Linked DNA regions of Homo sapiens: region 2 is linked to region 1. A link is an interaction called in ENCODE POLR2A ChIA-PET data of the cell type or tissue named here. Cell type or tissue: A673. All regions are shown on one strand. Links, peaks and the distances in the headings refer to the core of each region. The heading gives the core; the rest is flanking DNA.

Evidence for each region. Peaks named below come from ENCODE experiments on the same cell type or tissue, not always from the same donor. Only the 100,000 strongest peaks of a DNase experiment are listed, where the experiment ranks them.
Region 2: POLR2A ChIA-PET joins it to region 1 with 5 read pairs; 3 of 35 experiments call an interaction of 5 or more read pairs at or near these places.

What each region holds. Positions count from the first base shown.
Region 1 is chr4:105,759,909-105,775,800 of GRCh38, reverse strand. All of the region lies in intron 5 of GSTCD (glutathione S-transferase C-terminal domain containing), which reads right to left. Among named protein-coding and RNA genes, the nearest start is that of GSTCD, 59 kb to the right of the region's middle. In A673, for the core only: no CTCF peak of the experiment used is centred there; no DNase peak of the experiment used is centred there.
Region 2 is chr4:105,836,711-105,852,602 of GRCh38, reverse strand. GSTCD (glutathione S-transferase C-terminal domain containing) reads right to left here. Exons shown (of 12, transcript NM_001370181.1): 10 at 14,714-14,744; 11 at 10,469-10,538; 12 at 4,878-7,162. The coding sequence ends at 7,026. It overlaps LOC124900749 (a long non-coding RNA gene), which reads left to right and starts at 10,983. Exons shown (of 2, transcript XR_007058216.1): 1 at 10,983-15,207. In A673, for the core only: no CTCF peak of the experiment used is centred there; a DNase peak (open chromatin) is centred at 6,842.

The DNA of each region.
Region 1 (15,892 bases), core at 5,323-13,322:
ACCTCCCAGCAGGGGTCAACAGACACCTCATACAAAAGAGCTCTGGCTGACATCTGGCAGGTGCCCCTGCGGAACAAAGCTTCCAGAGGAAGGAACAGGCAGCAATCTTTGCTGTTCTGCAGCCTCCACTGGTGATACCCAGGCAAACAGGGTGTGGAGCAGACCTCCAGCAAACTCCAGCAGACCTGCAGCAGACGGGACTGAGTGTTAGAAAGAAAACTGATAAACAGAAAGGAATAGCATCAACATCAACAAAAAGGACGTCCACACAGAAACCCCATCCAAAGATCACCAACATGAAGACCAAAGGTAGATAAATCCACGAAGATGATGAAAAACCAGTGCCAAAAGCCTATAAATTCCAAAATCCAGAATGCCTTTTCTCCCCCAAAGGATCACAACTCGCCAGCAAGGGAACAAAACTGGATGGAAAATGAGTTTGGCGAATTGACAGAAGTAGGATTCAGAAGGCAATAGCAAACGCCTTCAAGCTAAAAGAACATGTTCTAACCCAATGCAAAGAAGCTAAGAACCTTGAAAAAAGGTTAGAGGAATTGCTAATAGAATAACCAGTTTAGAGAAGAACATAAATGACCTGCTGGAACTGAAAAACACAGCACAAGAACTTTGTGACGCATAAAAAAGTATCAATAGCCTAATCAATCAAGAAGAAAGGATATCAGAGACTGACGATCAATGTAATGAAATAAAGCATGAAGACAAGATTAGAGAAAAAAGAATGAAAAGGAATGAACAAAGCCTCCAAGAAATATGGGACTATGTAAAAAGACGAAACCTAAGTTTGATTGGTGTACCTGAAAGTGACAGGGAGACTGGAACCTAGTTGAAAAACACTCCTTGGGATATTATCCAGGAGAACTACCCCAACCAGTCTAGAAAGATAGGCCCAATTTCAAATTCAGGAAATACAGAGAACACCACAAAGGTACTCCTCAAGAAGAGTAGCCCCAAGACACATAATCATCAGATTCACCAAGGTTGAAATGAAGGAAAAAATGTTAAGGGCGGCCAGAGAGAAAGGTCAGGTTACCCACAAAGGGAAGCCCGTCAGACTAACAGCGGATCTCTCTGAAGAAAACCTACAAGCCAGAAGAGAGTGGGGACCAATATTCAACATTCTTAAAGAAAAGAATTTTCAACCCAGAGTTTCATATCCAGCCAAACTAAGCTTCATAAGCAAAGGAGAAATAAAATCCTTTATAGACAAGCAAATGCTGAGGGATTTTGTCACCACCAGGCCTGCCTTACAAGAGCTCCTGAAGGAAGCACTAAATATGGAAAGGAAAAACCAGTACCAGCAACTGCAAAAACATACGAAATTGTGAAGATTATCGACACTATGAAGAAATTGAATCAACTAATGGGCAAAATAACCGGCTTGCATCATAATGACAGTTTCAAATTCACACATAACAATATTAAACTTAATGTAAATGGGCTAAATGCCCCAATTAAAAGACACAGACTGGCAAATTGAATACAGTCAAGACCCATCAGTGTGCTCTATTCAAGAGAGCCATCTCATGTGCAAAGACATACATAGGCTCAAAATAAAGGGATGGAGGAATATTTACCAAGCAAATGGAAAGCAAAAAAGCAGGGGTTGCAATCCTAGTCTCTGATAAAACTGACTTTAACTAACAAAGATCAAAAGAGACAAAGAAGGGCATTACATAATGGTAAGGGGATCAATGCAATAAGAAGAGCTAACTATCCTAAATATATATGCACCCAATACAGGAGCACCCCAGATTCATAAAGCAAGTTCTTAGAGACCTACAAAGAGACTGAGACTCCCACACAATAATAGTGGGAGACTTTAACACCCCACTGTCAATATTAGCCAGACCAATGAGACAGAAAATTAACAAGGATATTCAAAATTTGAACTCAGCTCTGGACCAAGCGAACCTAATAAACATCTACAGAACTCTCCACCCCAAATCAACAGAATATACATTCTTCTCAGCACCACATCACACTTATTCTAAAACTGACCACATAATTGGAAGTAAAACACTCCACAGCAAATGCAAAAGAACAGAAATCATAACAGTCTCGCAGACCACAGTGCAATCAAATTAGAACTCAGGATTAAGAAACTCACTCAAAACTGCACAACTACATGGAAACTGAACAACCTGCTCCTGAGTGACTACAGGGTAAATAACGAAATTAAGGCTGAAATAAATAAGTTCTTTGAAAACAATGAGAAAAAAGGCACAATGTACCAGAATCTCTGGGACACAGCTAAAGCAGTGTTAACAGGGAAATTTATAGCACTAAATGTCCACAGGAGAAAGCAGGAAAGATCTAAAATCAACACCCTAACATCACAATTAAAAGAACTAGAGAAGCAAGAGCAAACAAATTCAGAAGCTGGTAGAAGACAAGAAATAACTAAGATCAAAGCAGAACTGAGGGAGACAGAGACATGAAAAACCCTTCAAAAAAAATCAATGAATCCAGGAGCTGGATTTTTGAAAAGATTAACAAAATAGATAGACAGCTAGCCAGACTAATAAAGAAGAAAAGTGAGAAGAATCAAACAGACATGATAAAAAATGATAAAGGGGATATCACCACTATCCCACAGAAATACAAACTACCATAAAAGAATACTATGAACACCTCTATACAAATAAACTAGAAAATCTACAAGAAATGGATAAATTCCTGGACACATACACCTTCCCAGGACTAAACCAGGAAGAAGTCCAATCCCTGAATAGACCAATAACAAGTTCTGAAATTGAGGCAGTAATTAATAGCCTACCAACCAAAAAAAGTCCAGGACCAGACAGATTCACAGCCGAATTCTACCAGAGGTACAAAGAGAAGCTGGTACTATTCCTTCTGAAACTATTGCAAACAACAGAAAAAGAGGGACTCCTCCCTAACTCATTTTATGAGGCCAACATCATCCTGATACTAAAACCTGGCAGAGACACAACAAAAAAAGAAAACTTCAGGCTAATATCCATGATGAACTTTGAAGCAAAAATCCTCAATAAAATACTGGCAAACCAAATCCAGTAGCACATCAAAAAGCTTATCCACCATGATCAAATTGGCTTCATCCCTGGGATGCAAAGCTGGTTCAACATATGCAAATCAATAAATGTAATCCATCATATAAACAGAACCAATGACAAAAACCACATGATTATCTCAATAGATGCAGAAAAGGCCCTCGATAAAATTCCACACCACTTCATGCTAAAAACACTCAATAAATTAGGTACTGATGGAACACATATCAAAACAATAAGAGCTATTTATGACAAACCCACAGCCAATATAGTACTGAATAGGCAAAAGCTGGAAGCATTCCCTTTGAAAACTGGCACAAGGATCTCCTCTCTCACCACTCATATTCAACATAATATTGGAAGTTCTGGTCAGGGCAATCAGGCAAGAGAAAGAAATAAAGGGTTATTCAAATAGGAAGAGAGGAAGTCAAATTATCTCTGTTTGCAGATGACATGACTGTTTATTTAGAAAACCCCATTGTCTTAGCCCCAAAACTCCTTAAGCTGATAAGCACCTTCAGCAAAGTTGTATACAAAGTAGTGTGCAAAAATCACAAGCATTGCTATGCACCAATAATGGACAAACAGCCAAATCATGAGTGAACTCCCATTCACAATTGCTACTAAGAGAATAAAATACCTAGGAATACAACTTACAATGGATGTGAAGCACCTTTTCAAGAACTACAAACCACTGCTCAAGGATATCAGAGAGGACACAAACAAATGGAAAAACATTCCATGCTCATGGATAGGAAGAATCAATATCGTGAAAATGGCCATACTGCCCAAAGTAATTTATAGATTCAGTGCTATCAACATCAAGCTACCATTGACTTTCTTCACAGAATTAGAAAAAAACTACTTTAAAGTTCATATGGAACCAAAAAAGAGCCTGTATAGCCAAGACAATCCTAAGCAAAACGAACAAATCTGGAGGCATCATGCTACCTGACTTCAGACTATACTACAAGGCTACAGTAACCAAAACAGTATGGTACTGGTACCAAAACAGATATATAGACGAATGGAACAGAACAGAGGCCTCAGAAGTAACATCACACATCTACAACCGTCTGATCTTTGACAAACCTGACAAAAACAAGCAATGGGAAAAGGATTCCCTATTTAATAAATGGTGTTGGGAAAACTGACTAGCCATATGCTGAAAACTGAAACTGGACCCCTTCCTTACACCTTATACAATAATTAACTTAAGATGGATTAAAGACTTAAATGTTAGACCTAAAACCATAAAAACTCTAGAAGAAAACCTAGGCAATACCATTCAGGACATAGGAATGGGCAAAGACTTCATGACTAAAACACCAAAACCAATGGCAACCAAAGCCAAAACTGACAAATGGGATTTAATTAAACTAAAGAGCTTTTGCACAGCAAAAGAAACTATCATCAGAGTGAATAGGCAACCTACAGAATGGGAGAAAATTTTTGCAATTTATCCATCTGTTAAAGGGCTAATATCCAGAATCTACAAGAAACTTAAACAAATTTGCAAGAAAAAAAAAACCTCATCAAAAAGTTGGCGAAGTATATGCACGGACAGTTCTCAAAAGAAGACATTTATGTGGCCAACAAACATATGGAAAAAAAACTCATCATCACTGTTCGTTAGAGAAATTCAAATCAAAACCACAATGAGATACCATCTCATGGCAGTTAGAATGGCGATCATTAAAAAGTCAGGAAACAACAGGTGCTGGAGAGGATATGGAGAAATAGGAATGCTTTTACACTATTGATGGGAGTATAAATTAGTTCAACCATTGTGGAAGACAGTGTGGCGATTCCTCAAGGATACAGAACCAGAAATACCATTTGACCCAGCAATCCCATTATTGGGTATATACCCTTAGGATTATAAATCATTCTGCTGTAAAGACACATACACACATAGTTTATTGCAGCACTGTTCACAATACCACAGACTTGGAACCAACCCAAATGGCCATCAATGATAGACTGGATAAAGAAAATGTGGCACATATACACCATGGAATACTATGCAGCCATAAAAAAGGATGAGTTCATGTCCTTTGCAGGGACATGGATGAAGCTGGAAACCATCATTCTCAGCAAACTAACACAGGGACAGAAAACCAAACACTGCATATTCTCACTCATAAGTGGGAGTTGAATAATGAGAACACATGGACACAGGGAGGGGAATATCATACTCCAGGGCCTGTTAGAGTTTGGGGGAATAGAGGAGGGATAGCATTAGGAGAAATACCTAATGTAGGTGACGGATTGATGGGTGCAGCAAACCACCATGGCACATGTATACTTATTTAACAAACCTGCATGTTCTGCACATGTATCCCAGAACTTAAAGTATAATAATAAAAAAAAAAGGAAAAAAAAAAAGTATAAGGAACAGACAGTTAATTTTTGTTAAGCAAGTAATTCTCAGAAAGGTGCTACGCGGGGAAATGCTAAAATAGAAGACGCTCAGTCTAAACGCTAAGTAAAAGAAAAACATAAGAAATAAAACAGAATGAGCAGCTATAAACGTGCTGAACTTTTAAGATCTGAGTTTCATATTTAATTCAGTTTGCCGCTATGTGGTTAAGTCAAAACGGACTTTCAAAGCAAGCTTTTTCTTCTGCCAATCTGTCAAATCATGTTAGGATATAGATGATGTGTATAAGCAAACAAATAAAATCTGGGCCGGGTGTGGTGGTTCACACCTGTAATCCTAGCATTTTGGGAGGCTGAGGTGGGAGGATTGCTTAAACTCAGGAATTGGGAGACCAGCCTGCAAAACGTAACAATATTGTATCTCTATTCAAAATTTTTTTAAAAATTAGGCAGGCATGGTGGTGGGCCTGTAGTCCCACCTACTCAGGAGGCTGAGGTGAGAGGATCACTTCAGCCCAGGAGATTGAGGCTGCAGTGAGCTATAAATGTGCCATTGCATTCCAGCCTGGGTGACAGAGTGAGGCCTTGTCTCAAAAATAAATAAAATAAAATCTGTATTCTGATTGTAAAGGTAACATATACACAAAAAATCAGGGGTAAAAAATGTGGAATACCAAAAAACAAATAAACAAATTAAATAATCTATTATAAACTATACCAGCCAGGAAAGCTATTATTACAAATTTTGCTTGCAAAATTGATACAAATTCTGGAGATTCTAGGAAGAGAAAACAGCAATTGCAAAGGTGCAGAGGAAGGAAATCATGAGACATTCAATAATCTAAAAATAGAAACTTGGAATAAAAACCTGGGGAGGACAGGGAAATAGTAAAAGATGAAGCTTCAGTTGATCATAAACCACATCTTCCAGCTGTAGATCCATAAAATGTGGTTACCATGGGTAGGTTAATTTTATCCATGGTTTACTAGCTGCTTCCTTTATCAGCAAACTGTCACTGGTTCATGAAGACTGCCCCTCTGCAGACCTAGCCTTATGATGGCTTTATCCTCTTGGCAGGAAAGGAAAAGTGGTGTGTGTGTGTGTGTGTGTGTGTGTGTGTGTGTGTGTGTGCGCGCGTGTATAGTATATTTTTAAAAATAACTTCTTATTTTCTCTAATTAAATAGAAATGATTGAAAATAAAATATTATTTAATGAAATTTGTAAGTGGATTATTAGTCAGTATAAATTTTTGTATGTTTTTACTAAATGTAAAATAATTTTCTCATTTAAATTAAAACATTTTAGAAAATAAATGTAGTTTCATACTTTGATTCTTTGTTCTATACTTGTTTTATTGAATGGTTTATATGAGAATAATATATTCTATATTCTATAAAATAGTGAATAGCTTATGTCACTTGTTGAATAGCTTATATCTCTTATTCTTATATTATTTTCACATAATCTATCCTATAAAAATCATACTTTTATTTTTTGTTCCATACTTGTTTTATAGAATAGATTATATGAGAATAATATAAATCCTGAATAATTTTCCCAAGGGAAGAATAAATCATAAATAACACCTTATGACAGCTAGAAGTAGGAAATAAATCTTAAATTAACCACGTTAACATTTAAGTAAAAATCAGCATATTTTACCCAACTATATTATATATATTGAATGCTAATTAAATAATTATTGTGAGTTTAACTTAAAGTATGCAGTCTAATGATTTCAAAGGAAGGAAATTAAAGCATTTAAAGGAGCTAAATTAAGCTTTTTATTGTTGCAAACCTCAAATATATAAAAGATGTTTTATTTTTCTTACAAAACTAAGATAGTCTCCTGTGTTAGTGAATATGTAAGAAAATAAAACAATAGGCCTGATTATCTCTAAGGTCCTTTCAAATTCTAAAGGAAAATTTTTAAACCTATAGACTGCTAAGAACTAATTTTCAAAACAACAAAGCAGTAATTCATACTATGTATAAAAACACATAGGCACAGATTTAAGAATATAAAAATTATTGGCCGGGCGCGATGACTTACGCCTGTAAGCCTAGCACTTTGGGAGGCTGAGGCGGGCGGATCACGAGGTCAGGAGATCGAGACCATCCTGGCCAACATGGTGAAACCCCGTCTCTACTAAAAAATACAAAAAAAATTAGCCGGGCGTGGTGGTGGGCGCCTGTAGTCCCAGCTACTCTGAGCAGGAGAATGGCGGGAACCCGGCAGGTGGAGCTTGCAGTGAGCCGAGATCGCGCCACTGCACTCCACCCTGGGAGACAGGGAGAGACTCCGTCTCAAAAAAAAAAAAAAATTTTTTTTTTACACTATTTCTTCTCAAAATATTTTTATTTGTGGAACAAAATGTTTTTAAGTTAAAAGAAAAAGGCAAAAAACTAGAATTCTTTCATGAAAAAAAACACATCATTTTCTCAAGATGACACTTCGAGAAATTAAGTGCTTGTTTTTTGAAAGACTGACCCTCCCTAACCCCAAACCCCAGTTCTAAGGGCACAGAGAAGAAAAAGACAAAAGAAGCTATTATTGTGAATTGTAAGGGAACCAGTCAGGCTGGTTTAGGAAATGGACTTCAGGGATCTTTCAATATAGTTCATTCTAGTCCACCACCCAGGCTACAGGGCTGAAGGAGAGACACAGGCTTATAGTTTTTGTTTTTTTCAATATGAGAGTCCATGTTAAACGGTTTTCTGTCTTCTTAGATCCACAGTCTTAGCAAACTTGTTAGAAGAATATGCAAAAATGTAAATAAGCTATTTACAAAAGAAAATGTGCCACTTGTCAATAAATTTGTGAAAAATATACTCAATATCCTAATAAAACCTAATAAAACCTAATAAAACCATTGAAAACCAGTTACCATAACTCACCAACTAAATGAAGCAACAAGATTTTTTTAATGAAACGATTCTAATGTAGATAAAAGTCAGTAAAATTGGTTGTTTAAATTAAGTTTAACCTTAAGTTTACTCCTTACATATTTTATGTTTGACCTAAAGGTTTCTCCATACATAGTGAACTGTAACCTAACTGGATGTATAAATAGACTGTAACTTACTCTTATAACAAGTAGCCAAGTCTCAGCCAATCATTGCATCCGAGTTTCAGCCAATCACATGCGGTCAACTGTTCAAACCCTATTCAAATAAAGCAAACACCCAGCTGTAACCAATCTAGCTGTTTCTGTTCCTCACTTCCATTTTCTGCACATCACCTTCTTTTTTCTGTCCATCCATAAGCTTAACTGACCATGTGACAGCCAGGAATCACTCTCAACATATTCTGTTCTGGGGGCGACTCAATTCATGAATCATTCTTTGCTCAGTTAAACTCTGGCAATTCAATTGTCCAAAGCTTTTCTTCTAACTTATCATACTTATATACTGGAACACTGGAAAAATGCTATAGAAAAGCAATCTGGTAAAAAAAAAAAAAAAAAAAAAAAAAGAGTCAAAAACCTATTCATGCTTTTGGGACACTAATCCATCTTCTGAGTATAACTTTTAAAATAATAAAACAGTATAGGAGAAACTATCTTTCCATGAATATAGTCAACGTCAGAGTAATTTATAACAGCAAAATGTCAAATGCAACCTCAATGTTCCATTAGAAGGAAACAGATAAATTAAGGCACATATATTCAATGAAAACATGAGAGAGAAAGGCATATTCTAAAAGCCTAAAACTCATATCCTATGATCTATGAACATGAGTGTAATTTACAAGGGTGAATTTTTACGTGGGTATTATGACAAAAATAGAATTAATTAAATAAGAAAAAAAACCAGATGACTCTAAGTATCTATGCCAATCATTTGCTTAGATTAGTTGGTCTTAGATCCAATCCCTGCCTCTCCCTGGTTCTATTCTATATAGCGGGGAACTACATTTTTCTGTTTCCCCTGGTCTCTGGGCTTCCAGTAGTTTTGACCAATGAAGGCTATTAGTAAAAGGATGGAAGGTAGGAGCAAGGGAGAAGTCACATTCTTTCTTCTCTCTTCTCTTTGTTTCCCATAGTGTCTCCAGCAGCAGCTCCATCTCATTTGTGACTAAAGCTTATCTAGACAGTCCTCTCTGTGGTTCCAGCTTTTGCCACATGACCTCAGCTCCTGGGTTTCAGTAACACTGCCTCCAGCCAGCAGCTTCCTGCTGTTACCATTCTCTGGGATGAGTCACCATTCCTGGTTTGGCTTCTAGAGCTTTCATCACCTATATCATTTAATATCCCGTATTAAATTATCCCTGTTTGAAGTATTTAGAATGGTTCCTATTTTCTGAAAGGACCCTGAATGCTAGAGTATCTCCAATTAATGTAAAAGGGACTGTATTAATCTGTTCTCACGCTGCTACAAAGAACTGTCCAAGGCTGGGTAATTTATAAAGTAAAGAGGTTTAATTGACTCACAGTTCCGCATGGCTGGGGAGGCCTCAGGAAACTTACAATCCTGGCGGAAGGGGAAGCAAACACGTCTTTCTTCACATGGTGGCAGGAGAGACAAGTGCAGAGTGAAGCAGGGAAAGCCCCTTATAAAACCATCAGATCTCATGAGAACTCATTCACTATCATGAGAACAGCATGGGGGAACCAGCCCCATGATCTAATCACCTCCCACAAGGTCCCTCCCGCAACATGTGGGGATTACAGTTTGGATTACAATTCAAGATGAGATTTGGGTGGGGACACAGAGCCAGGCCATATCAGGGACAAAGATCATTGATGACAAATACATTCAGATACTTGTTGAATAGCTTATATCACTGTGCATATGCACCTGATTTTCATGGGAAATTGGCTTTCAAGGAGCCCAACCTCAACAATGTAGCAATCTCCTAGATCTCTTAGTTGCGCTGTTTCAAGATTTGAAAGAAACTGGTGCACCTCTAAATGAAGGGTTACACTTTCTAGAGAGTTTTCTTCCAGTCATTGAGTGCTTGAGAGTGGTCAACAACAAACAGCAAAACTCTGTGCTAAAAATATGTTTAAATGTTAAATTCTAGGGGAGTTATTAGGAATGCACATACAGCAACATTGCTACCTTGAGACAATACTGATCAAATGAGTTTTACCTAGCAAGCAGTTTTTCAAATTTTTGGTGTTAACTCATGAGTCAATTTAGTGGGTCATGACTATTATTAATTAAATTAATGGGATTAAATTTATTAAATTTAAAAATAAATGAGAACAGAATATGAGAAAAATACCAAGGTGCAATGCTTTTAAGAGGGTAAGATTCATAATATAAACTCTTTTTTCTGTTATACAGTACATGTGCATGTGTGATTGTGGGTGCATGTGAATTGAGTTGTAATGAAAAATCTATATCTATATGCAGATCAAGGTAAAAAAAATTTTGAAAGCCATCATACTAGTACTTTGCCTAAACTTAAAGATATAAAGTGAATACAAAACACCTCGAAGTTTTCTCTAAGTGAGGTAAGTTAAAGAAAAATGTCTTTATTTGTTGCACAATGCTAGTTTGTTGAACATAAAAAATAAAAGAATATGATCAGCAGAACCTGGCAGATTACCCACAATCACTGATGCTAATTGTTAGGAACTGAATGTGTCCCCCAAAAATTATGTTAAAAGCCTAACCTCCAACATGACTATATTTGAAGACAGGACCTTTACGGAGGTAATTAGGGTTACATGAGGTCATAAGTGTGGGGCCTTAATTTGACAGGACTGGTGTCCTTATAAGAGAAAGAGACATAAGGAGTGTGTGCACACAGAGGAAAAGCTGTGTGAGGACACAGCAATATGGTGGCCATCTGCAAGCCAAGAGAAGCCTCGCCAGAAAGCATCCCTGCTGGCACCCTGATCATGGACTTCTAGCTTCCAGAAATGTGAAAAACTTAATTTCTATTGTTAAAACCACCCAGTCTGTGGTCTTTTGTTATGGCAGCCTGAGAGGAGTAATTATCCCACATCTTTCTCTAAATCTGTTGCAGCCACTCATAAACGAACAAATTCTTACAGAGTTTAAAATAAGTATGGGCAACTGGAGAGATGTAGTATAAATTAGCATTTATATAAGACTACTCTTAGTATATCTGAGTTGGATATATAACAACATAAAATACATCACAAATCATTTAATTTCTGATAAATATTTTTTCTATAAAACTTGTTCACTTTTTTGCTAATATAAAGCATATATATAACTAAATACATTATTAGGTGATCAGTTGATATTATACGTGTAATTTAGAGGTACACTGTTAAACTTTTGATGTGACTTTCTGTCCTATTTTTTTAATTATAGCCACCCCTCTTTAATTTTTATCACTGCTAAAGAAAAAGATTAACTACTGAAATGTTAGGAAATATGTATAAGAAAGAATACAAACAAATCCAAACAATGATTCTGAAACTAAACTTTTTTTTTTGTGACCAATAATAATTCTAAGGTGACTTTAGAAGTGACCCTTCAAATTGATGGGTTACAACTACCTCTGGGGAAAAATCAAATTATTACTAAACATGTATTTTTTGATTCAATGTAAAAGCAATATAAAAACCTTGGAATGGTTTGATGAGAGAAACGTGTTCAGAAAACTCAAAAGAGTACAAATTTGATTCCAAACTTTAATGTAACATAACTCTGTATACCTCAGACATAATAGTTTAGATTTCTAAAAATACCAGAATAACTGTGTTATGTTTATAATTACTCCTTTGGTACTAAAATAAGATACATGATATAGTAAAACATTAAAAAATGGTATGTAAACTGTTGCTTGTGGACACATAAGGGCAGCATAGTGTAAATGGTGGTTAAGACAGTCTGGATCCAGAGGCTATGCTTTTAAATCAACTCTGCGTTTTACTAGTTGTGGGACCTTGTGCAAATAACCTAATTTCTCTATACTTCAGTTCTTTACCTGTGCAATGGGATGACAGCAGTTCATATATCATTGGGTTGTTAATGTGTGCTCTAGGAGTCAATATTAAGATAATGTTTTCCACACACTAAACACTTTGTAAATGTTAAAGACAGACATATATAAAGGCTGAGAAGAAAAATGCTTAACTCATATCCTTAAGTATAGTTATTTCCTTTGCCTTTTTACTTATTTCTGCTTTGCTTCATCCTTATAGAGATATCTTTCATGGTGGAAATATGAAATAATAAAGGGGTTCATAACAGACAAATTTCTAGGAGGATACTAATATCCTCTGCACTCTTAAATTCTGATCTACTTATGTGAAATTTCCAAGTTGATGAGCCATTTACAATAAAAAGAGAAACTGTGACAGCTTTCATATGGTACAAAAACATTTTGATGTTGGTTCCTAATGTGTGTCTTGTTTATTAGGTAAATGAGGGAGATATCATGCTAGGTATTCAATAGGTACAGTTATTCTTAAGCTACTTATCTCTAAAATATATTTTTTAAGTGAGATACATTGTGCTTGTCTGGGGAGAATTAAGTCTCTTCAAATTGAAAGCAGCTGGACTAACTGACCTTTCAAAATCTAAATTTATTTTATTCAGAAACATGTAGGAAAGAGTGAAATGAACACCATCCCCCAAAAGATATTATACTCAAGAATAAAACTATTCAGGGAAATTCAAACTACCTTATCTGAAAGAAAAGCATGAATCAATTTAAAACTGAGAATCAACTTTTAAAAGCTTATGTGGGTCTGTAAATAAAAGAAGCAAAAAGTTCATCAATAGAAACCAGTCACTGTAAATAGCAACCTGGAGCTCTGAAATGTCAATTTCACACTGCACTAAGCATATCCCACCAAACATGACCAATCTGCCGTTTGGAAAAATATCAACACCTGCTACTACATTCCTTGAAGTAGTAATAGGTCAGACACATGAACCAGGTCAGGTACAAAACTGCATCCACTTAGACCTATCTACCCAGGAATCATTTTCCATTTATTTTAAGTGTTTATCACTTTTAAATCAGATGTGTTAATTAACCCAGAACAAATAACTGACTCCAAATAAACTATAGTTTTGTTTGATATAATTAAATGCTAAGAATATCCTTACAAAGCTTTGGGGAGAAACTAAATGAGTTAGAATATATTCATTTAGGATTTCAGGCTGATGACCAAAATATATAACCTATTATTATAATCTGCCACTCATATGCCTCCTTCAGTTAGGGTGCCCACCATACGGCTGACAGCCCCAATCTGAATCATTTATTAGGTATAAAAATTATGCAAAGGAAGACTGACTATTTTCCATATGAGAAGTTCCTTTGGGAAAACACTTGAAATCTGGCCTGAGGGACTGAGGATTCACACACTTCCAATTTGACAACAAAGCCAAAGAATGTGTTGCTGTGTCACTCAAAACACCTAGGGAATTTTCTCCCTTCGGGAGAGTTGAGGTGGGGAGACCCACCAATATCCAGTCCCTCCCTGAGAAGAGTAAATGAGGGATGTCAGTAATGAGCAAATAAAAAGCAGCTCTAGAAATAGAATTTTCAAATTCAAGCAGATTTTATTGAGGATGACAAGCTACACAGACACAAAAATGTGGCTTCGATTTAAGGCACAGAAAGGTTAATGAGCCCTTGACAACTACAGATAATTTTCTCTGTTTTTTGTTAAGTTTCTTTCCATAGTATATCCCTATATTACTACATCCCAGAAGTAAATAGCAATACAAGCCAGTAAGTCAACTTCACGGAAATGCCAGGTTTTTATTATATTATGAAAAAAATGATGGTCAAGGAGGAGTCAGTAAAAAATGCTGTAGTCCTTATGTGAAAGAAAACAGGCAGAGTCAAATAAAGGTGTGCAGAATCAAGGAGCCAAACATTGCTTTATATTTAATAAATATAGTAAATTTAGTAAACTGAGTCACAGCCTTCTCAAGAATTATCAAGTAAGATAATTCTACTATTTTAATAGACAAACCACTGGTCTCTGACACTCATACTCTAGAATGTTACTTACTAATGTCCATAGGGCCAGATAACTAATAGACTGTAACAGTATTGATGCCTCTGTTCTCTCCAAAAGCTGTTTTTAGAAAATTACATTTAAAAGCATATTGAGTCCGAGTGGTGGCTGAAGCCTATAATCCTGGCACTTTGGGAGGCTGAGGCGGCTGGATCACTTGAGGTCAGGAGTTCGAGACCAGCCTGGCCAATATGGTGAAACTTCATATTTACTAAAAATACAAAAATTAGCCAGATATGGTGGCGGGCTCCTATAATCCCAGCTACTTGGGAGGCTGAAGCAGCAGAATTACTTGAACCCGGGAGGCTGGGGTTCCAGTGAGCCGAGACTACACCACTGCATTCCAGCCTGAGTGACAGAGCAAGACTCCATCTCAAAAAAAAAAAAAAAAAAAAAAAAATTAAAAAAGGATAATGAGATATACAAAATTATTAGAGGTTCTTTGTCCAGGAGTTCTGAGATCATGGAAAATGGTTTTGATATCAAAAGAAAACAATGCCCCATAACACCTCCCACTTAAACACTGTAAAATTTGGCTTTAATTATTTAAAAAAATAGATTTTAACATTAAAGCTTCTCAGTGAGCTGTTCTCAACTATACCAATCCATCAATAGCTGGCATTACTTCATAAACTATTTTTCTGACATTCACTTGAAATTCCCTTTCCACATTAATTCTCTCTAGTCCATTTTCATTTATGCTGCTCCCTCTCACTAAGATACTTTACATTCTTCTTCCTTTTTAATCTAAGGTTTACTTTGATTCAAGGCCAAATTCAAGACCTGGTTGACCTGCTTGGACCATTTCCCAACCAAGGATCAATCCCCCTCCTTTCTGGCCTTTCACAGCATCTACTGCCTCAGTCTTTCCAACTTAGTAATCCCTTAACAAACAGATAAATTATATTTTTAAAATGCAATGCAGTTGGTAAAATCTAGCTGGTAAGATCAAAGTCTCAGAAAAGAGAGGATTAAGAGAAAAAAAATTATGCTTTTAAGCATGTTTTCTTAAAAAGAAAAGTTATAAAAGGCATCTATTCCAAAACAATATAGATTATTGAAGTTACCTGCTCCCACAGGCTTCCAAATAGAAAAACCCTGCGGCTGAAGCAGATTCTCCCACAGTTTAATATTAGAGGGCTTTCTCTCTTGTCCTTGAGGCAGCCCTTACTAACTTGGAATTCACTGTATTTTATACTTGAATTCTCTCTTTTTTTTTTTTTTTTTTTGCCTATTTTTTTTTTCTCAAATCTTAGCCAAATGTTCATGTCATTAACTGACCAAATTACTAAGCTGCATAAGACACAGTTTTTTGGACTGGTCTTCTAAACATTGCGAAGGTAGAGAACACATAGGTTTCCTGTCTTTGCACTGTTTCTCAGATCCAGTGAGCCAGCCTACTAAAGAGGACTGCGAAATAACTACCAATGTTTTATTGCTTTAGGTCACAATTATATAAGACTGAATTATCTTGAAACATTGGCTTTG
Region 2 (15,892 bases), core at 3,454-11,453, 79 kb before region 1:
CATTCTGCCATAAAGACACATGCACATATATGTTTATTGCAGCACTATTCACAATAGCAAAGACTTGGAACCAACCCAAAAGTCCATCAATGATAGACTGGATAAAGAAATTGGACATATATACACCATGGAATACTATGCAGCCATAAAAAAGAATGAGTTCATGTCCTTCACAGGGACATGGATGAAGCTGGAGACCATCATTCTCAGCAAACTAACACAGGAACAGAAAACCAAACACTGCATATTCTCACTCATAAGTGGAAGCTGAACAATGAGAACACATGGACATGGGAGGGCAACATCATACACCAGGGCCTGTTCAGCGGTTGGGGGCGAGGGGAGGGATAGCATTAGGAAAAATACCTAATGCAGATGACAGGTTGATACGTGCAGCAAACCATCATGGCATATGTATACCTATGTAACCTGCACGTTCTGCACAAGTATCCTAGAACTTAAAGTATTAAAATAATAATAATAATAAAAGAACAGAATGCAAGTGAAGAAAGTCCCTGGTGTACTTAATACATAATAAAGGCACTTCAAATCAATCTGATACAAATCTGGCTTTTTTACAATGGTATTTTGAAAAGTAACTAACATCAAAAGGAATATTAGATTTCCACCTCAAACTACCAACCAGAAGAAATTATTGGTAGTTTAAAGATTTAAATGTAACAACTAAAACTATTAAAGAATTAGAATTTCAAAAATATAGATATTTTTTAATTGGGGGGGATTTTTTTCTGAGAAACCACAAGAAAGTGACATATATTTTAAACTTTACAATAGCAAACTAAAACAAAACAACACCTTCTTCCATAAAGGCCAACTCAGAAAAAGATAATGTAATAAAAAGTCTTTAATCAACACGTAAACTTTTACTAATTTATGTGAAAGATGAAAGTACCAGGTAAAAAATGAGTAAGAAACACAAATGCAATGCCTAGGCTCAAAGTTCAATAAATGTGTTGATTAAATAAATTAATAATTGCCTAGAGAACTCAGATTATAAATTGTGCAAAAACATATGTAAAAGTATGCAATCATATACTTTTATACAAGATAGCATTCTTTGCCCACTAAATTGGCCAATATTTAAAGAGATATCTGATAATGCCTGTATCGATGAAGGGTTTAGGGAAATAAACACTCATATATTCCTCGCAGGAGTGTAAACTTGTACCTTCTTAATGGAATATTTGGTACTAAAGGTCAAATACTTTAATATATGAGTCAGAAATGGACTTTGCAAATTTGAAACACCATTTAATGTTTCTCCAACCTTCTAAAGGTAAGTGTGAAAGTTCACAAAACAATATAGTTAATTCCCTCTCAATCATGGTTTCGCTTTCCACCATTTCAGTTACCTGTGGTTTGAAAATATTAATTGGAAAATTCCAGAAATAAATAATTTATAAGTTTTAAATTTCATGCTTCTGAGTGATGAAATCTTGTGCTGTCCCATTCCATCCAGCCCAGGACTTGAATCACCCCTTTGTCCAGTGTATCCACACTATATAAGCTAACCATGCCAACTTAGTAGCCATCTTGGTTGTCAGACTGAAACACAGTATATATAGGGTTCAGTACCATTCCAGGATTCAGGCATCTGTTAGAGATCTTGGAACATATCTTCTGCTGATAAGGTGGGGAAAACCATAGCCGGAAATGCCTATAGCACATGCCTTCCTTCTCTTTGATGGATTAGAGAGAATGCCCTACACCAAGTCAATGGCATGTAAGAACTCTATTTCCAAACTGGAATATATGATGGTCTTTTACTTTTGTCTTTTCCCCTCATCCTCTCCTTCCCTTTCTTTCTTCAACTACATTGTGGGTGGCATGTTATATTATTATATAAAGCTATATATCCCCACCCTATTAATATCAGGAGGCACTATATAACTCACTTTAGCCAACAAAATAAGGGAAGTAATGTGTATCACATCTGAGCTCAATCTTCAATAACTAGCTGGTAGTTTGCCATGCCAATTTTTCCCTTGCCAGGAGACCAGCTATGTTCCCAGTAGAGGCTAACCAGTCAGGCTAAGTCATGGTATGATGATAATGTGAAGTAGTCATAGCAATTTGGACAGATATGTGGTATGAATGAAAAATACATCCTTCTTGGGTAAAGACACAGAGATTTTGTTATCATAGTTTATCCCAGCCAATCCTGATAGGATGGCTAAAGAGCCTTAATTTGAATATTAGTTCTACCAATTACTGGCTGAGTTCAAATCCAGGTCTGCATTTATTGTGTAAACTTAGCCTCAGTTCCTGTAAAATAGGATTACTAATGGTCTCTAGCTCATAGGGTCACTACGAGGAAAAAAGACTTAAAAGACTAAATGAGTTATTTGTAAAGGGTTTAGAATAGTGCCTAGCAAATATTAAGTACTGTATGAATGTTTGTTAAATAAATCTGGGTGGGCCAGGTGAGGTAGCTAATGCCTGTAATCCTAGCACTTTGGGAGGCCAAGGTGGGAGGATTGCCTGAGCCCAGGAGTTCAAGACCAATGTGGGCAACATGGTGAGACCCCTATCTCTATAAAATGAAAAATGAATAAAAACAAATGTGTGCGTCTATAAAAAAAATAAGTCTAGGAGGCATACAACAAAGTATTAACACCGTGAATTTAAGAATTTTCTTCTTTTTGTTTAGCCACATCTTCCTTTCTACAACAAATATGTATTTCTTTGTAATTAAAAATGTGTATTTGGCCAGTTACGGTGACTCACACCTGTAATCCCAGCACATTGAGAGGCTGAGGTGGGCGGATTGGTTGAGCCCAGGTATTTGAAACCAGCCTGGGCAACATGATGAAACATCATCTCTACAAAAAAATACAAAAATTAGCTGGATGTGGTGGCATGTGCCTGTAGTCCCTGCTACTCTGGAGGCTGAGGTAGGAGGATCACTTGAGCTCAGAGAGGTGGAGGCTGCAGTGAGCCGTGTTCACCTGGGTAACAGAGTGAGACCCTGTCTCAAAAAGAAAAAAAAGTATTAAAAAACTCCAAACTACTTTTGTATTCTTTTAACAAATTATAATTTAAAAATGTATCACTTTATTATAATTTCATTATATCACTTTACAGAAACATCTCTAATTTCATTATGAAAGTCAGTAGAAAAACAGGTTTCAGTATGTGAAAGCTCTATTAATAGCAATTTTCTTGAACCATGGAATGGGCAACTCCTGTAGCCAAAATCTATAGAATGAAACTAAATGTTTAATTGGTGTTATTTACATATTATCTTGCATGTGTGCCCTGAAAATATTTTGATATCTAATATGACTGAAATTTGTCTCCCAAGATAAGATAAAGTAGTTTAGCCATTAATAATTATACTCCTGTTTCTGAGTCAGGCTCAAAAGTCAATGAAAGATGAGCTGTGGTTTCTAATATTATTACAACCTTCGGAGAGATAGATCAGTGAGCAGTAGCCTTGCATTTGATGGACAAAGGTGAGGGTAAGATCAGGTCACTTGTTGGGCTTTTATCATTGCAACAATCTTCCTGCTCCCTGCATCCAACTCTTTTCATTTGCCCTGGCTGGGAAGAAGCATTGGCAAGGATTTACATAGAAAAATAATGCCCGAAGAGCAATCACAATACCCATATCTCTTACTAGCCGCAGACATCACAGCTGGAGAATGCCATGCCAAGATCAAGCATGGGAGAGCAATGGGGTCCCCTTTCTATTTTTCTTTTTTTGAGACAGGGTCTCACTGTGTCACCCAGACTGGAGTGCAGTGGCACGATCTCAGCTCACCACAACCTCTGCCTCCCAGGCTCAAGCGATTCTTCTGCCTTAGCCTCCCTAGTAGCTGGGATCACAGGCATATGCAACCACCACCAGGCTTATTTTTGTATTTTTAGTAGAGACAGGGTTTCACCACGTTGGTCAGGCTAGTCTCAAACTCCTGACCTCAAGTGATCCACCTGCCTCGGCATCCCAAAGTGCTGAGATTACAGGCGTGAGCTACCACGCCCGGCTCCCCATTCTATTTTTGTTCTCCATACTCATCAGATAGGCTTTTTGTTTTTGGTGGTGGTGGTGGGGGGGTGTACCTTGAGTCACCTCGGGAGGACTGAGAAGACTACTCTGGATGGTAGACATTTTATAACAGATACCTAATTCCAGGGAGGTCAAGTCTCAGAGCAGAAGGATGAATGACATTAAGCTAGTGGGAGGGGTAAAAGGAGGTTATTCTAAATACAGGGAACATCATGTAAAAAGCTCAGGGTAATAACATCAAAAAAATAAAATCATAATAAATAAAACAAATCTTCTACACAGAAAATTACAAAATGTTTCTGAGTAATTAAAGGAGACCTAAACACATGCAAAGATATCTTCATAGATTATAAGATTCAATCTTGTTAAGACATTCATTTTCCTCAAATTGATCTAAAGAGAACAGGCAATATCAAAAATCCCAGCAAGCTTTTTTGGTAAAATTTTAAAAAGAAATTGATAAGTCAATTCTACGATTTATCTGGGGATACAATGGATCCAGACAGCCAAAATAATCTAGAGAATGAAAAATAAAATTGGGAGACAAACTACCTGATTTCCAGATTTACTATAAAGCTACAGCAATCAAAACAAACAGATTAATGGAAAAGACTAGAGAATTCAGAAATAGAACCATACATATAGATGAACTGATTTTCAACTGAGGTGCCAAGGCAGTTCAATGAAGAGAGGAAGGGATTTTTATTTAATGATGCTGAAACAACTATATATTCCTCAAAACCTACCTGCCTTTATATGTGAGTTTGATTTGAGATCGATCATAGACCTAAATGTAATAAGCTAGGATCATAAAGTTTCTACAAAAAAAATCTTAGGAGAAATCTTATAACCTCAGAGTTCGTAAAATTTATTAGAAAGAACACAGAAAATATTAATCATTAAAGTAAAAGGGTAAGTTAAATCTTCATCACAAGTAAAACATTCATTATGAAAATAAGTAGGTAAGCCACAGACTGGAAAAAATATTCTCAATGTGTTTACCTGACAATATTTAAGGGGAATATTCTATATCTGATTCCAGTGATGGTTACATGTATATATACAGTTGTCAAAACATCTCAAATGAATACTTAAAAATCTGTTATTGTATTGTATATAAATTAAACCTCACTTAAAAGAAGAAAGTCCACAATAAAAGAGCATGTTGTTTTCTATAGGCACAAATGACTAAAATACTCAGGGCTAATGATTAATTCTTTTTAAAAATTTTATCCCAGAAAACACGATTCCAATATGTCTCCCACCCCCACCCATACTGCCCTGTAAAATATTCCTATATTTTAATCCATAGTGATGATCAATGATAGTGCTTTCTCCTCATGATACATGTTACACAGGGGTTGAAAACATTAAAATAAATCTCAAATGGAATAAATTGGGACATGTAAAATTTAAAGAATTAGCAGCATTGAGAAAGGATGCATCATTTGTCTTTTAAAATGTTGGCTGGCAGAAAAAGAATTTAGGTAAGCTTCCATATTCTGCACTCCTCACACCACTAATAAGTTTTACCCAGAAATATATAAATAAAAATGATTGACATCTGAATAACAAATCCTGTGACAACACATTGTAGTATTCCATAAAGAACATGGCCAGGTGAGGTGGCTCACGCCTGTAATTTCAGCACTTTGGGAGGCTGAGGCGGGTAGATCACCTGAGGTCAGGAGTTCGAAACCAGCCTGGCCAACATGGAGAAACCCCATCTCTACTAAAATTACAAACAAAATTAGCCGGGCATGGTGGCAGGTGCCTATAATCCTAGCTACTCGGGAGGCTGAGGCAGGAGAATGCAGAGGTTGTGGTGAGCCAAGATCGAGCCACTGAATTCCAGCCTGGGCAACAAGAGTGAAACTCTGTCTCAAAAAAAAAAAAAAAAAAAAGCTTAACTAATTCTTTAATCTTTTTCTTCTAGATGATCTACTTCCATAGGCAAAACATTATGTCTTTTGCAACTCATCTTTGAATTGAAAAGAAACTAGGCCAAGGTCTTGAAAATACTGGATCCTCAATAATTACTTATAAACTTAAATGTATTAATCAATGTACTTATTGTTAAAATGTATGTCCAAATTCCACATTCCCGTAATAGGAAATTTATGGCAATTATTTAATAATTTGAACCAGTGACAATCTCATTTGGTAATTTATGGGAAATTTATTTATTTATTTATTTGTTTATTAATTCATTCATTGATTTATTTTGAGTCTGGGTCTCATTTTCCCAGGCAGGAGTGCAGTGGCGCTATCAAGGCTCACTGCAGCCTTGACTTCCTGGGCTCAAGTGATCCTCCCACCTCATTTTTTGGATTTTTTTGTAGTGCAGGCTGGTCTCGATATCCTGGGCTCAAATGATCCTCCCACCTTGGCCTCTCAAAGTGCTGGGATTATAGGCATGAGCCACCATGCCTGGCAGAAATATATTTAAAAGGAGTATATTAAATGCTATACAAGTTCAACTAACCCCAGCTTAAAAATAACTGTACTATAATTACCTGACTAGATTTTTTTAAAGTGATAGAAAAAGTACAATTGTTAAAAATATAAAAAACAAAAAACTCCACTGAGTCTACTTTCAGTTCCCATGTGAATATCTAAATAAGTATAAAATAAAGGCTGTAAGTGCGCTGTTTTGAATTAAACATCACATTGGCAAGATCAGAGGAGCTTGTGAAGTGAGAAGGAAATTGTTATTCCTGTGATGGAACCTCCACTAGTATTATTCTTTTGGCAGCTGAGACTTCAGGGGATTCTCACTATAAAAACCAGCAGTCCTTTAATCACACATTGTAAAGCATTTGTGATGCTTTGCAGGGAGCCTTTACTTCCAAGATTTCCCTGTTGCTTTCCTTCCTGAGCACAATAGGTTCAAGATGGCTAATGCTGTTTCCTAGTTATGCCAAGAACCTCCTGAATGCCACTGGGCATCCAACGTGAAGACGGATGGCAAAATATCAAATGTGAATATCTCATTTTAAATGGGGACTCCCACAATCATGTTATTTTTGGGAGAGCAGCTCTCTGGCTCCATGGATATCACTTGAACGGAGTATCCACATTCTTCTGCAGCTCTTGCTCGATCCAGATCCACCAAGCACATGCACTGTTTTCCTGAAACACAGTCAAATGGTATCATGAGACACCCTTTCACTAGCAGGACAGTTTCAGTTTGTTTAAGGGAATCTATATAGTGACAAAATCTGCAAGTACTATGGAGCATGCTTTGTACCCCTAAGTCTTGTTTAGTTTCTTTCAATTTACTTCTTGATCAATGTGGAAAGATGATGGTGACAAAAACATGGCACTTCATATATTTGCCTCTGCTAATAATTTAAAGAATGTTAACCTTTTCAGATGTATTTATAAGCAAATCTCAAATTAGAGCCTCAGACTGTATTTCCTACTTTGGTTAAAAATACATTTAAAGACCTTTTCTCTGCTTTCCCTATAAAACTAGATTATCTGTAATGTGGAAAAAAAATTTGTCTTTAAGAATATTTAAAATAACATGCTGATTAAGTGGTGTCTGAAAGACATTAGCTTTTCCAGCTGAAGTTTTTTAGGGCTATGAAGAAGTGAGAAATGAAAAATATTTAAGAAAATTCTCAATTACATGCCTTTTATTTCAGGTGGAAATGTAATGTTGAGTGTAGTATACTCTTAATTTTCTGAGCTCCTGTCCCTCTACAAAATAGTGGTATTGTATTTCATTTACAATCTTTGGAAGACAAAAAAGGAAACCTGACTGGCAAGAAAAGCAGTTAATTTGTTTTCCTTTGGCAAACACAAACTTCAAAAGTAGCTTGGGAAAAATGATTTGGGGCTGAATATATTCAAAGCCATGATTTACTTTTATACTTTCAATTGCTTTAAATTCAATATATAAGCTTCTTCAACCCCCTGGAAAAAGATTACTGACTATGCAGAACTTCATTATATTTTTCCTAAACAATTATAATAATGGCTAAACATTGAATGACAGTGGAAACTGATAAACTAAAACAACTTCAGAAATGAAGACAGATCACCAAAATAGAAAAGTTCTATGAACAACAGAATCCTCACAGAAAAAAACAGTGGAAGGTGAAATCAGTAGGTAAGAATTAGCAATGAGAGACTCACATTTAAAATGTTTATTTTGTACATTTTCCTTAAAAGAGCCCATCCCACAAAGAATAAACTGGGTTAGAAATGATATAAAAAGAGATGTCCAGAATTCCATTTAGGCAAAATCATCCCTTCTTCATTAACAGCCTTATGGCCGACATTCTTTTTTTTCCCTTAAAATATTGTCTTTCCTTTAAGACATCTGTAAATGTTTCTCCCATCTACTTTTTAGCTTAAAATGAAACATTCTGTGTCAGAATGGGATGCTCTACATTCCTTAAGTACCCACCCAGGGTTTACATTGAGCTCATCTACCCTTGGCTTTGATCCCAGTCCAGTTAATTTTTCCTTTTCCATTATGTAGAAGAATTTCATGTTTTCACATGTTGAAGTGTCTCTACAACTGAAATTTAGCTGCTGATAGTCTACCTTTGTGGGCCTGGGGAGGAATGGCCTGTGTAAAGCAGAGATGTAGACGTGACAGCTTTCTCTCAATGTGATTCCCCCCGTTCTTCCCATTGCCAAATGCCCACCCCCACCCCCACCACTCTAGCAACTTCCCTGCCAGATACTCCCCTTTAGTTTGATACCTAAAACACACATCTACCATGTACCCATCCATCCACCATACTAATTATGTCTTCATTGGATTGCTATCATTTGAATGTGTCCTCCAGAAAGCATGTGTTGGAAACTGAATCTGCAATGCAACAGTGTTAGGAAGTGGGGCCTAATGTGAGGTCATTAGGCCAAGAGGGTGGAGTGAATGAATTAATACCATTATCATGGTAGTGGGTTCATTATCTAGAGTGTGGGTTCCTTATAAAAGGACAAGTTCAGCCTTCTCTTGCTCTCTCTCTTGCCATGTGATGCCTTTCATCATGTTATGATGCAGGAAGAAGACCCTCACCAGATGCCAGCCCCTTGATCTTGGACTTCCTAGCCTTCAGAAATGTGAGCCAAATAAAAATTTGTTCATTATGAATTACCCAGTCTATGGTATTGTGTTATAGCAGTGCAAAACAGACTAAGACATGGGTCTAGTGAGTGGAGTCTCATCAAATGTGTATTTGATTAATTCAAAGTGTTGGAGATGGGAAAAGGAGGAGCAAGAAGGAAAGGCATTGAAAGACAAAGAGGTTGCAGGCAAGAGAGAATGAGTTCTTTCCAAATGTTTATGCTGCAGAGAGTGAGAAAGAGAAGGAATCACTTACTCCTTGAGTCTCAGGTCTCAGGTCTCCAAGTGTGAGCATCTTGCTATGCTGCCTTTGATTTTAGAGTTTAAAGATAAGGATTTCTCATACGACTTGGTCTCTGAATGTAAGCTAACAGCTTCATCTGGTGCTCAGCCAAAGAAACAACAATCTGTTTTCTAGTATATCATGGAGGAAAAGGGGCTACATTGTAAATTTAGAGAAAAAATATAATGGTGTCCAATGTTGGGTTTCTCTGAATAATTTTAAGATTAGTTTTGACTGAACCCACTTATCTTAAACCCTGATATGACACCAGTATGCTGGGAAGCAGTAACTAAGGTGGACAAGAACTTCATGTCCAGAATCAAATAAGTTGGGTTCATAGTATAGCTCCATCATCTACCAGATGAGGGACCCCAGGAAAGCTTTTGTCTCAGTTTTCTTATCATTAAAATGTAAATAATAGTACCTACCCCATATGTATATTTGTAAGAATTTACCAAGATAACAGTCAAGAGCATTTAGCTCAGTGCTTAAATGTATAACTATTAACTGCTATTATTCTTTTAAATGTGATTGTTTTTTCTAAAGTGATGTCTTCAATAAATCAATTACTTATTAAACTTGAAATGTTTCTGTGGTCTTCCAATTTAGGTAATATTTAATATTGTCAAACAAATTCATCTATGATAAATAATACACAAGTATCCTTTTTCCTGAGAAAGAAAACATTATCATCCCTGTGTATACATTTTATAATGCATCAATTTTGGTATATATAGTTGACTTTTTAATCTTTATTATTTTCTTTTATGGCTTTTGATAGATCTTGCAGTTTGTTCATAACAGTAAGAGATTTAATGTAAGAATTCTACTCAATGTACAAACATTCAAAATACATTTAAAAGTATTAAAGTTAACCAAAATAGGATAAAATGTTATAGTTACAATACCCTTTTCAATATGAATTAAGTTTTTTTGGGAAGAACATATTTAGTTTCTCATTGAAAAATAGACTTCATGTTGCTAAATTTTTCCCATATAGACTTGGTCCAATCATTCCCAGTCATATTGTGCATAATACACTCAACAGCTGCTCTGTGAAAACACATACCTATGAGCCTTCGTTGGGGTGGGAGCTGGACAGCTGTCTGGTCTGCAAATCTGCACAGAATCATGTGTTCCTAAAAGAAAAAGCAATAGAATGTGGGTTTATTTTTATCTTCTGCTTCAAAGTTATAAAAACAACCACCAAAAAAACTACCTCATTTTTCTGGAGTTCAACATTGTTTAACTGAATAAAGTACTGCACAAATAGTATTTTTGAAAAAAGTAAACTTTCAGAAGATGGTACTTAATAATTTCTTCCCTTCAAGTACACTGTATTTTTTTGTTTTGTTTTGAGACAGTCTCGCCGTCGCCCAGGCTGGAGTGCAGTGGCGCAATCTTGGCTCACTGCAACCTTCGTCTCCCAGACTCCCAGTGATTCTCATGCCTCAGCCTCCGTGTAGTTGGGACTACAGGCACATGCCACCACATCTGGCTAATTTTTTGTATTTTTTGTATTTTTTTTTCAATAGAAACGGGGTTTCACCATGTTGGCCAGGCTGGTCTCGGACTCCTGGCCTTAGGTGATCTGCCCACCTCAGCCTTCCAAAGTCCTGTGATTAACAGGTATGAGCCACCATGCCCAGCTGGCCCAGATGTAGCTCTTAAGAATAGATGCACAGAAAATCCTCGGGGTCATTTTGCCCAGTTGCTTTTAGCTGAAATATAAAAATATGGTTACATTTTGCTATTATGTGTTAAATTAAAAGACCAAAAATTCACTTATATTTTTCTTTTATAAAATGTATTTGAAACTCTGGAATGTGGTTCTAGGCAGTCTTGCTAAGTGGGTTTTCTTTTCTTTCTTTTTTTTTTTTGAGACGGAGTTTTGCTCTGTTGTCCAGGCTCCAGTGCAGTGGCACAATCTCGGCTCACTGCAACCTCCGCCTCCTGGGTTCAAGCAATACTCCTGCCCTAGCCTCCTGAGTAGCTGGCACTACAGGCGCACGCCACCATGCTGGCTAATTTTTGTATTTATTTATTTTTTTTAGTAGAGACAGGGTTTCACCATGTTGGCCAGGCTGGTTTCGAACTCCTGACCTTGTGATCTGCCCGCCTCTGCCTCCCAAAGTGCTGGGATTACAGGCATGAGGTACCGTGCCTGGCCTGCTAAGTGGCTTTTCATTCTATCAGAGGAAAAGGAAGCAATGCAGATCACTGTGTGGCTTCTGTAGTTTTCTGGGATATCCAGCAGGGTGGTAGCTAGTTCTTGGCTTTTCCTGACTCTTCCCTTCACTTAGTCCTTTTAGAGGAAAGAAGCTTGATTTCTTTCTCTCACTCCAAAAGGCTGCAGGAAGTGTATCCCTTTCTGCCTTAAGACAAACTGTAAAGACGGCCTGAGGTAAGGACCTGATTATTACTTCTGCTTAACAGTCTTAGAAAAGAGTGCATTAATGAAAAAGAAAAGAAGGCTTTAAAAGCAGAGTTGATGATTTTGCACAGTACTCTTAAATCTGCATGTAGCCAAAAGTGAGTGATTAGGCAGAGTTGAAATGAAGCAATGATCCCACGACAACTGTTCATTCAGAACAGCTGTTGTTTCTAAGTGTGTACATAATCTCACCTGTCAGCTTAGCAAACAGGTTAAATTCAGATTCATCATTTGTTCCTTTAGTATTCTGTACATTAAATTTGAAGCCTCCATTTTTAATAAGTGAAATGATTGTGGCAATGTTGGTTTTTTAAAAGGGATATCTTTGTCTAAACTTGTATGCTTAAAAAAAACATTTTAATGCTCACTATAAAATTTCATGACAATGGGTGAGAAACTAATAAAATGGTTTCAATGAATAACTTTAACTCCCCACAAACTAACAGGCATCAACGAAAGGAGAGAAGGAAAATTTAGAATTACATGATTTGAAGAAACAGTGTGCACTTTGTCCTCATGGTGTTTGTAAATTAAGATTCATTTTATATAATGGTAATGTCAAGGCAATCGCAATCTCAGGTAAGATTCAGTTCTCTTGTACTGATAAGTCTCACCATATTTTATTGGAATTATTTGTGTGTATGTTCTCTTTGGTCAAAATCAAGTTCTGAAAGGGCAAGGCACATGGTAGGTACTCAGTAAAGGTTGCTGTCTAAATTGAACTGCAGAGAAAAACACTTCCAAAGTGAGTCTCAAGATACTTTGGCACAAAGTTCTGAGGCCTTCAAAAGGCCAAGCAGCTTTTGGGGGTGTTGGAGAAAGAGTAGATAAAGGTTATGACTGGTGTACTGGGGAGTTTCTGCTTTCTGAAAGACTCTGTGTGCCCTGTCCCTACTGTAGAAATTTTACATTCTTTTCTAGCCAGGAGACCATGGGCAGCCTATCTCTTCACCACCCTTGATTTTTTCCATACATCCTTTCATTGTTTGGTTTAACTAGCATCACTCAAAGGAGGGATTAGAAACAGGGGTCTAGTTTTTGTTTTCCCAAGTTCTTTTTTCTTTTCTTTCCTTTTCCTTTCTTTTCTTCTCCTCTCTTTCTTCTCTCCTCTCTCTCTCTCTCTTTTCTTGAGACAGAGTATCACTCTCTCACCCGGGCTGAAATGGGAATGCAATGGCACAATCTCAGCTCACTGCAACCTCTGCCTCCTGATCTCAATCAATTCTCGTGCTTCAGCCTCCTGAGTAATTGAGATTACAGGTGTGTGTCACCACACCCAGCTAATTTTTGTATTTTTAGTAGAAACAGGGTTTCACCATGTTGGTCAGGCTGGTCTTGAACTCTGTTCTCAAGTGATCTGCCTGCCTTGGCCTCCCAAAGTGCTGGGTTTACAGGCGTGAGCCACTGCACCTGGGCTGTTTTCTCAATTTATTTTCTACTTTATTGACATAGCCTTGTGAAAGAAAGGTGAGATGTTTTGAATGTTATGCAAATAAAGTTTCTTGGGTCCTAATGTTTCTTCCAAAATCATACAGTTTCCTAAAATATGTAAACTTTTAATCTAGTAGGTGAAGGCCAGCAATGTTGTGGTTTTGGCTGAAAGCATGAACACTAAAAGTTCTCCCCTTTCCATATCTGTGCATATTTGTACAGGGTGCGGGGTTGGTAGGAAGAGGGGAAGGTGTGAGTAGCACATAAGGTGGTAAGAGACAGAGCTGGAAGTGGGCATTTGAGTTATAAAGCAGGAATGAAGGAGATACAGCTGCTGATGTGGTAACAATGAACATTTTTAGGTCACTATACCTCACTATATTTCAACTGTTTGATGGAAGAGAAAGTAAAAGTCCTAAAATATAGGGGCTGGTATATAAAAGGAGACTATGTTTTTAGTGAGTCTGTGCAAAAAGTGGCATTAACTAAGAATCCAAATGAATTTGTCAACTTCTAATGGAATTATTTATATATTTTTCTCAAATATTATCATTTCTTAAATTGTATTATATCATGCTATTGACCAGTTAATTGGATAGTGGTGATGTTTAGGAAGCTAGAAACTGTTTTGATCAGATTGGTGACTAAAAACTATGTATGTTCTGACTACTTTTGGAAGACAATTCTCTGTGGGTCTCTTGTGTTTCTTCATGTTTTACAAGCAGAGACACTGACTGTCTTTGTTCCAGACCAATGGTCAGCAAGGTTTGGCCCACAGGCCAAGTCTAGCCTATGACCAGTTTTTGTGTGGCTTGTGAATTAAGAAAGTTTTTATATATTTAAAGAGTTGTAAACCAACAACAAAAACAATAAGAATGTCAAGGACAATGAGAGGAATACTTGGAGATTTGTTATGGCCAGCATAGCCTAAAATATTTACTATCTGACCTTTTACAAAAGAATTTTCCTCTGTTATAGATTATCTTTTCAAGCACGTTTACAGAGTAAACAGCCTTGGAAAATATATAGTTTCTCCCTCTGGAACAAAAGGGCAGGTGTTACCTGGCCCATTTGCTTCTGCCCTGTGGGAATTGGGCCATAGAGAGTCAGTGTGAAAACAATGGTATTGTGGCTACCACTATTGCCATGAGCAACAAACTGTCTTTTGTCTCTGACTTAGGGGTCTCATATCTTCTGCCAGCATCCACTGGGCAGGCTAACTTGTTAGACTGCAAGTAGAGTTAAAATCTCAGACCCTTCACAAATCTTGTTACCTACTTGAAGAGTTAATCTGGATTTGCAAAAGAAAGAGAAAAAGAAACCCATATTAGACATTCATGAGTTATTCAATTATAACTATAGATTATTTACTCCACTAGAAATATGAGAGGGAAAAATATAAAGGATAAAAAGTGTATTAGGATGATATCTAGATCTTTTTAAGGTTACCTTGTATGATAAAGTTTTCTTGAATTGTTCACTGAAATAGAAAAAAAAGGAATTAGTCATCATTCTAAATATTAAGAGTAAGATAATCTTGAAGAAACTAAATTATATAAAAATATGCTTTGTATGTAGAAAGCATAAAATGCTATGGTGAAGTAAAAACTATGCCAGTTTGAAATGCTTTTATAAAAAGACAGAAAAGCATATCATCAATATGTTATTAATTTTAAGAAATCTATTCCACAGATTGTTTACACTGTTAGAGAAGCACCTTTTTTGTCTCTATCCCTCATGGGAACACTAAGATCCAGGTGTTTTAACATGTGGGTTTTACTGTTATTCAGATGTGCACAGCCAACAGATCAGGAGAGGACTGCCATTGAAAAGATACTTTATTACTCACAGTTCCCCAAGAAGAGGGGGCATGCCATGTGATGAAGGGCCACATGGGGAAACACCAGTATAGGTCAGGAGGCGGTTTCCATGGGAAGAAAAAGGTGAGGTAAGCAGGCTTGGGAGTGGCTAGTTTGAATAATTTCAGTGAACTCAGGCATAGGGCCGTTCCTACTTGTTTGATATCTGGCCCTAGGGTAGTAGGGCAGGGGGATAGTGGCCTGGAAGTAATAAGAGCTTGATAAAGGAGGTAGTTGTGGGATAAGGGCTCTGGGTTGGTGAGTTTACTTATGCAAGGTATGTTTGTTGATAAGACCTTTACTATCTCTAGGAATTGGCTAGCCCTGGGAGGAACAGTCTCTCCAGGATTAGCAAATAGTAAAACATCAGAAAATTTAAAAAGGCATGATTAATACATCAGGAAATCACTGTTGTCACAGCTAATAAAGATAAACATACATTCAATTCCATAAACATTGTCTTTTATTAATGCTATAACCTTCACTCTTAAGTCATTCAAAAACATTGACTTATACATTTGATACTAAATTTATTAGTGCCAATTAGTTTGTTTGAAAAGAGTACTTCTTTCCACGTACTATAGAAACAGTATGCTATTTATAAATTCCCAACTGTATTTTTGGTGATTGAGATAGGTCTTATTCACAAAGAAACTTTCTAAAGATATCAGTTCAAAGGACAAGGGAGGACAAATGTCAGTAAATCTACATAGGTGTGAAAAAGACAGGAAGTGGTAGTAACATACTGTAAAGGCCACCAAAAGTTGAG